2 separate regions of the Homo sapiens genome follow, and region 2 is linked to region 1. The links are chromatin contacts, found by Hi-C or POLR2A ChIA-PET in ENCODE. All regions are on one chromosome and are shown on one strand. Each heading gives the region's core, a stretch centred on a gene start or an enhancer-like site at or near the end of the contact. The rest is flanking DNA. Distances are from core to core; before and after follow the strand shown.

Region 1 (3,667 bases), core at 399-2,898:
TTTCTAAGAATAAAAGAGTAGAGAAATAAGAGGTACAGGTAAGGTGAAAAGTTAAAGGTTTTCAAGGGAAATCTCAGAGGATTGCCAAGTCACTGAGGACAAAAGAAACCCAGGAAAACAATTGAAAAACATGAAATGTATAGGGAAAATTTTTTTCTCCAATATAATTTATGAAGTTCCTGGAGGTGGCTAGTTATTATCAATCCAGAAACATGGGATCTGAGAGATGGAGAAGCGTAAAATGTTAGAAAACAAGTTCAAAATATAATCCAAATGGACTGCTCCTGGAAGGGAAGTGCTGGGTACAACCAGAATAAATTTTTTGGACATGAATAGGTAAATATGAATATTTTTAAAGCTTTTAATAAGATTTCAATAATTTAAAATTTTTAATAATTTAATAATTTGTAAAGTTTTAATAGTTTTTTGTGGGGTTTTCTTTGCATTATCTAAGGAGAATGCCTTTTTCTTGGATATTTAAGACGGTATCCACGGGACACCATTTCATTTATAACATATAATTGTAGAGTGAATGATTGTGAGGCAGATGTGAGGTGAAACTGAAAGAAGGAAGACATAAGTCATCCAGTATTGGGCTGGGATTGTGCTGGGACTAGAATGTAGGTCTCCAATCCAAAGGTCTAAAATTGTTTTTAAACCAAGACCTATATTTTGGTTGCTTTTATGTCAAGACCATGACTATATGTACGTACTTACATACACATAACTGAAGAGATACTTACCCTTACACTGAGGCACTCTGATGTTTTTTGTTCTATTGTATTGTATTTCCTTTTTTTTTTTTGAAATGGAGTCTCATTCTGTTGCCCAGGCTGGAGTGCAGTGGCACAATCTCTGCTCACTGCAACCTCCCAGGTTCAAGCAATTCTCCTGCCTCAGCCTCCTGAGTAGCTGGGACTACAGTCATGTGCCACCACGCCTGGCTATTTTTGTATTTTTAGTAGAGACAGGGTTTCACCATGTTGGCCAGGCTGGTCTCGAACTCCTGACCCCAAGTAATCCGTCCGTCTCAGCTTCCCAAAGTGCTGGGATTACAGGTGTGAGCCACCATTGCCCAACCTATTGTATTGTATTGTATTGTATTTTAAACTTCTCCCCGGATCCCAAGAAAATCCCCAAACCAAAAGGCTGACCACAACCCACTAAATCGATTTTACAATAGCTTGTAGTTTTGAAAAAACACTAAGACCTATCCCACTGTTCCTACCACCTCCCCGTTCCCCACTCTGATCTGCCACAACCCATGAGAGGCTGTAGATGACGAGGTGTTACAATGAATAATGGAAGTGCATGTGTAGGTAAGGATGTGAGTCATCATGCCATCATTACAGCAGCTTGTGCTGGCAGTTGGAAATTTTAGGAGATGATGGACTTATAGACTGAGACTTATGTGTTAGACAAAGCATTCATGGACAAAGGTGACTGCAGGCATGGAATAGGCAAGAAAGTTTAACTCCTTATCCATAGCCTATTTAAGATTAAAGATAGAATTTCTGCCAAAAGTAATCAAGTTTTAAACATTTTTAAATTATTTTCAAAGTTGGTGTTGTATATAGTTGTGTCTTTTTTGAATGGACATGTTCCCATTTAATTACCCCCCAAAATAATCACTTTCCTTTAATTTTAAGGAACTGTAACCAGTGATTTCAGTGAAACTGAAACTGGCTTTAAAATAGATGCAGCAGTTGCAAGCAAAAAATAACTTGTTAGCTCTGTATGTGGTTTATTTCTGTGAGTGTACCAACAAGATTTGTTAATAAAGCACATTAGATTGGATAAATAATTTTATTTTTCCAAAACTTGTATGACATTAAATATCAGGAACATTTTCAATAGCTTCTAAACTGGTAATTTAACTAATGTGACTCCAAGTTATTCTAATACCCTTCTGTTCCTATGGTTTCAACTAGGCCAAAATCAGAAAACATATTGACCCATCAGGCTTTACTTTGAACAGTCATTTGGTTACTTTTAATATTGAAATCAAGACCTAAATAAAAGATGTTTAAAGTGCCTAATATGAATATCCTGTATTTTCCCAGGGAGTCAGTTTTTATTAAATATCATACTTTGATTTTTGCCTTATAGTTAAAAATGCTGCCATTGCAGAGCTTCTTAAACTTGGATTTTGGCTTCAGAGACTCTGAATTACCAGAAATTTGAATTTCTTTGTATGAACATATGAGCATTTTGTTTTTCTTAGTAACATAATACATAGCTTTTTTTTTTTTTTTTTTTTTTGAGATAGAGTTTTGCTCTTGTTGCCCAGGCTGGAGTGCAATGGTGCCATCTCAGCTCACTGCAACCTCCGCCTCCCGGATTCAAGCAATTCTCCTGCTTCAGCCTCCCGAGTAGCTGGGATTATAGGCATGCACCACCACGCCCAGATAATGTTCTATTTTTAGTAGAGATGGGGTTTCTCCATCAGGCTAGTCTCATACTCCCGACCTCAGGTTATCCACCCCCCTTGGCCACCCAAAGTGTTAGGATTACAGGCGTGAGCCACCACACCAGGCCTCGTAATATATAGCTTTATTAAGTGCATATACACATAATCTTTATAATTCTTGATCTGATTACCTGTTTTTCTACATATTTTTATTCAATACCATTTATATTGTATCAGGTTGAATTGATGAAATTACCATTCCTGTTGGTCAGAAACTGTCAGGTATTTGATTGGTTTATGATTTATGATTCAGTATTTTATGCCTCCTTACAGCTCAAATAGGTGCATATGTAGCTTAGCTCTATGGCCATGTAAACTTTTCCTGAGAATTATTCTCCAAAGGCTAAGAAACAAGTCTTTTTTTTTTTTTTTTGAGATGGAGTCTTGCTCTGTCACCAGGCTGGAATGCAATGGCGCGATCCCTGCCTCCTGCAACCTTCGCCTCCCTGGTTCAAGCAGTTCCCCTGCCCAGCCTTCCGAGTAGCTGGGACTACAGGCGTGCGCCACCATGCCTGGCTAATTTTTTGTGTTTTAGTAGATTCAGGGTTTCACCATGTTGGCCAGGATAGTCTCGATCTCCTGATCTCATGATCCACCCACCTTGGCTTCCCAAAGTACTGGGATTACAGGCGTGAGCCACTGCACTCGGTCAGTCCTTTTTTTTTGTTTTGTTTTGTTTTTAAGTTGATTTTTATTTGGAATAATGTTCCAAGTACCATATTTACGATGGACTTCAGTAGTAGCAAAGTTCATAAGCACAATCATCCAAAATTTTCTGTTGGTAGAGCTTTATAATAGAGCTTTTTAAAATATGTTAGTTTATTTCACTTGTATTTCATTAGTAAAATAATTTGAGCAAAATTAAAAGGCAAAATCTGACATTAACCTAAAGGAAGAAAATTAGGAAAGAAAAGTTATTTATTGAGTGCCTGTTGTGTCCCAGGAACTATGCCAAGAGGACTTTTCAGAGGAAGTAAGAGTTAAAATGAAATCTGAAAGATTATTAGGAGTTAAGGAGTGTATCAAGGCAGGGAGAAGGATGTTTCATGCAGACAATATGCAGAAGCCCATAGGTAAAAAAAATATGGAGTTGCCCAAGACCTGAATGTAGGTCATGACTGGAGAGTAGGTTGCAAGGAGGGAGAGGCAGTTAGGGGAGTAGATAGAGAAAAGACTAGAGAGGTAAGCAGGAGCCAG
Region 2 (3,667 bases), core at 701-3,200, 390 kb after region 1:
TCAATAATCTACGTCATTAAAAAAACTTTTTCTACATGCAGAACCCTGTGCTTGGTACTCAAGAGTATAGAGAAATCAAGAAAATTAACAAAATACTGAAAGAGAAAGATCCTGGGAGAGCTAATTTCTCATTCCAGCTCATTCACTGATTGGTTTGGCCACATGATGCAACCTCTTTAAGCATTAGATGATTTATCTGTAAAATGAGTTGGTGGGATTAGATGAACAAAAAGGTCCCTGCCAGTTCTTTGATTCTGTGCCCCCAGCTTTGTGTCAAACATGGCACAGGAAAAATGCCAGATCAGATGTCATTCCCGCCCTCAAGGATCATAATCCAAAACCTTCAAACACATGAAGCAATTAGAGAACAGTAGAGTCTTAAATTGTCCACCATGTGCTATAAGCAATCACTGGATAAGTACTCACTTGAGCCTCTTACGTGCTCAGCAGTTTTAGGGATAAAAGACATGTGTCATAATTTCTGCCATTAATCAGTGTACAAATTAGTTGGGAAAACAAGACCTAAGAATTTGGAACAATAGCTAACACAAGACATTAGATAATTAAATGCTAAACTGTGTCATGTAATTATTGTGTGGTGATCGTAGAATGGTAACAACTGACATTTACTACCTTACTTGCTTAGGCAAGTGTGCAAAATTTAAGGAGTGTAAAAAACCCCCTCAGTAATCAAGGTAAGTAACATTTTAATGCAATATTTTAAAAAATAAAAATTAATGCAAAAATTTCATGCTGAACTAAATATCAAAATCTTAAAGAAAGATTTGATCATTATTATGGATTTTTCCTTTTGTCTCAGGGTCCAGTAAGGCTCAGCATAGCACTGTGTGCTGGAGACTATACCTTGCTGGTTTATGTTCATTGTCTTATTTAATCCTCACAATGATTCTTGTGATTAGATTCTACTATTAGTGGATGAGGAAACTGAGGCTTGGAAAGCTCAAATCTTAGAGGTTGTAAGTGGCAGGACTTGCATTCAGGTCTCTGGCTTTATAATTCATGCTTTTAAACACTGCTGTATATGTTCTTACAAACTTGCAGAGTTCACTGCCCTGGAAGGCCATGCCCCGGTGCTGCTGAGCTGGGAAGTTCTCTGCCCAGGGCAACCCTGTGGTCCTCCTGGAGGGGCACTCAGTGCAGCTGTGCTCCTTGCACCTGTTGCCTGCTGGCTGGAACACTTAAAGGGCTCTTTTCCCCATCCAGATCCTGAAACCACTGTTGAGGGATCCCCAGCCAACACCACAACACCAGGGTGCTCTTCACATTCCAGGGTGTGTTTCACATTCATTTCATTCATCCAGAAGTAGGGAATCCAAGGTGAGAGTCACTGAAATTGTACTTTCTGCCTGACCCCATGAAAAAAAGAGGCTCTGTGAACGTTTACCAATATCTCCCAGCAAAGGAAACCATGCTGAATGCAGAACCTATCTTAGAAGTTTTTATCATCTAAGGCCCCATCTGCAACACTGAGCTGCATTTCCGGGCAGGAAATGAAACCACAGAGTACAAGTGAGGTATTGATTTTCAAGTTACCACTTTGGGGCAGCAGTCAGTATTTTGGCAGCTGTACATCCAGCACACGTTTGCCCAAGGTCGGGGGCAAAGGCACGGACCATCTAGGCTCATGGGGCACTTCAGCTGAACTATACAGTTTGGGCCAAAAATCCACTCACATAGAGTTGGGTTTCTGTTGCCCAAGACAATTGATTCTTAATACAGACGGAGGCTTGAGATAACTAGATATAAAGGAAAAGAGGAAAGAATGGCAAACTGTCAAAAAGGGAGCTGACTTTCAAGGTTATCTGGTTCATTTCTTCCTTTTGCAGAAGAGGGATTAGAAGCCCAGATAAATTATGTGACCTTGGGAAAGGTCACACAGCCACTTTGTGGTAGGTGTGGGACATAAAATTGAGTAGATGATATTTTGAAGTGGTAATTTAAACACAACCACAGGGCCTAGGTTGACACCTAAAAAGCACTATTTTTAAGAGCACAATGAATAGTTTCACTCTTCTTTGATCTTGCTTATCCCCTTCTCTCAGGTTCAGTGGGGAAACAACTGAGATCATCTAGTGATGTCTTCCACAGTGGAGGCCCATGTGTAACACATTGGCTGTTCCTGCAGCATAAGCCAGATAATCCATAGTAGCACAAAACCCTAGGGTGTTTTGGCTCTCCCCACAAATTGTCATATACTGTCTTTATTTTTAATCTTAGAGGAAATTTTTCCATTTTTGTTTTGTGGAATAAACAACCTATGTCTTAGGTTTCACTTTGTACATAGCTGATTTATGTACTACTCATAGCTCTATCATATTACTAACAATTCCAAAATCTGTATTCTTTTAGGATGTTGGGTTGCTTTCTTGGGCCATGGAGATGCACAAACTGGGAAGTTGTATCCCTTTATCTTTCAGCTCCCTTCCTTCCCATCCCTTCCCATGGTCATCATAATTGTGGGTGATCTGTCCCATAAGAATTTAAGAACCTATGAAAAGCAAGGTATCGATGACTGAGGACCATTTAATGATCTATAAATGGTTACATTTCAGGTGTTAAAATTGACATTATAAGGTGAATCTGATGAGTGATTAGGTGAATCACAGAATAGGGAGGGAAAGGGTATGTTGCATGCATCAACAAAATGGGAATAATTATTTGCTGTTGAGTGCACAAGTATATTGAGATATGTTTATACTATACATGTTAGACACTATATACACATACATAATGTATGCCTTATAAATGTCCCAATTTTTATGGAGCTATCCACAGTTCCCCGATTTTACCCCATAATTTCAGCCTTTTCCAAGAGATTCTCCCTGCATGAACTGCCCTTTCCTTCTATTGGCATGGCAAGCTTCTTATCTTTTAAGAAGGTCCAGCTCAATTGTTACTATGTTTGAGAAATATTTCTTAATCCTTCAGGTAAAACAGGCCACTCTTTTCTTTGTGCCGCCATGTGTCGTCATACATGCCTTCAGAACAGCTAATCACACTCTGTTGTCAATTATTTGTTTGTAGGACTATCTCTCTGAGGACAGGGATCATGATCTGTCCATCATGGTGTTCCAGAGCCTAGCATGGTACCTGGAATCTTAACAACTATTTGTTAGGTAAACCCTGTCTTCAGGGCAATGATGTTCTAGGAAATGTTCTAGCAGACTCTTTAGTCATGGGTGCATAGGATGGTGCTTCCAGGATCGTTTGGAAAGAGGTGGTCACATGTCATGAATACACATGTCCCTCTATATTTGGAACACTTTTGCTTCCAATGCAGCAGTTTTTTTCCAATAAGGTGCCAGTATTTTCGGTACTGTGCCTATAGGTGTTTATATAAACTTGTGGCTATAAAAGAAAACCTGATTTTTAAAAAAATGATTTTCCATTTCCTTTACTTTTGCTTTAAAAAAATCAAATACTTGTTGAAGTATAATCATTATCCTGTGCAGATTCCAAATTTCTTTATGTTGTTATCTCTTTCTATCTATGTGATTTTATGCTCCGACTACACATTTGTCAGTCAACAAGTATTTACTGAGAGCCCTATGGGGTATCTAAGATAACATTTTTAAAGCATATTATACTTTTCTTAAGTATTTTCCTGGTGTTATAACTTTGGTTTCTAATATGGTTTAAATGAGAA

Evidence for each region. Hi-C counts contacts between places; a loop is a spot of excess contacts on that map. ChIA-PET counts read pairs that join two places held with the same protein, here RNA polymerase II (POLR2A). Pooled maps may share reads with other maps.
Region 2: a pooled map shows a loop between it and region 1 (5-fold over the local background). The contact joins two enhancer-like sites. A Hi-C loop is called at or near these places in 1 of 168 maps with a recorded cell type or tissue (naive thymus-derived CD4-positive, alpha-beta T cell), 1 of 37 single-sample maps with no recorded cell type and 6 of 50 pooled maps. POLR2A ChIA-PET finds 5 or more read pairs at or near these places in 1 of 52 experiments (activated B cell).

The regions. Positions count from the first base shown.
Region 1 is chr1:174,813,908-174,817,574 of GRCh38, forward strand. The region is part of intron 19 of RABGAP1L (RAB GTPase activating protein 1 like); the gene reads left to right. Among named protein-coding and RNA genes, the nearest start is that of RABGAP1L-AS1, 140 kb to the right of the region's middle. Within about 2 kb of position 1,649, at least 5 of the 41 ENCODE cell types and tissues checked have a DNase peak (open chromatin) inside an H3K27ac peak, as active enhancers do.
Region 2 is chr1:175,207,786-175,211,452 of GRCh38, forward strand. No RefSeq gene overlaps it. Among named protein-coding and RNA genes, the nearest start is that of KIAA0040, 17 kb to the left of the region's middle. Within about 2 kb of position 1,951, at least 9 of the 41 ENCODE cell types and tissues checked have a DNase peak (open chromatin) inside an H3K27ac peak, as active enhancers do.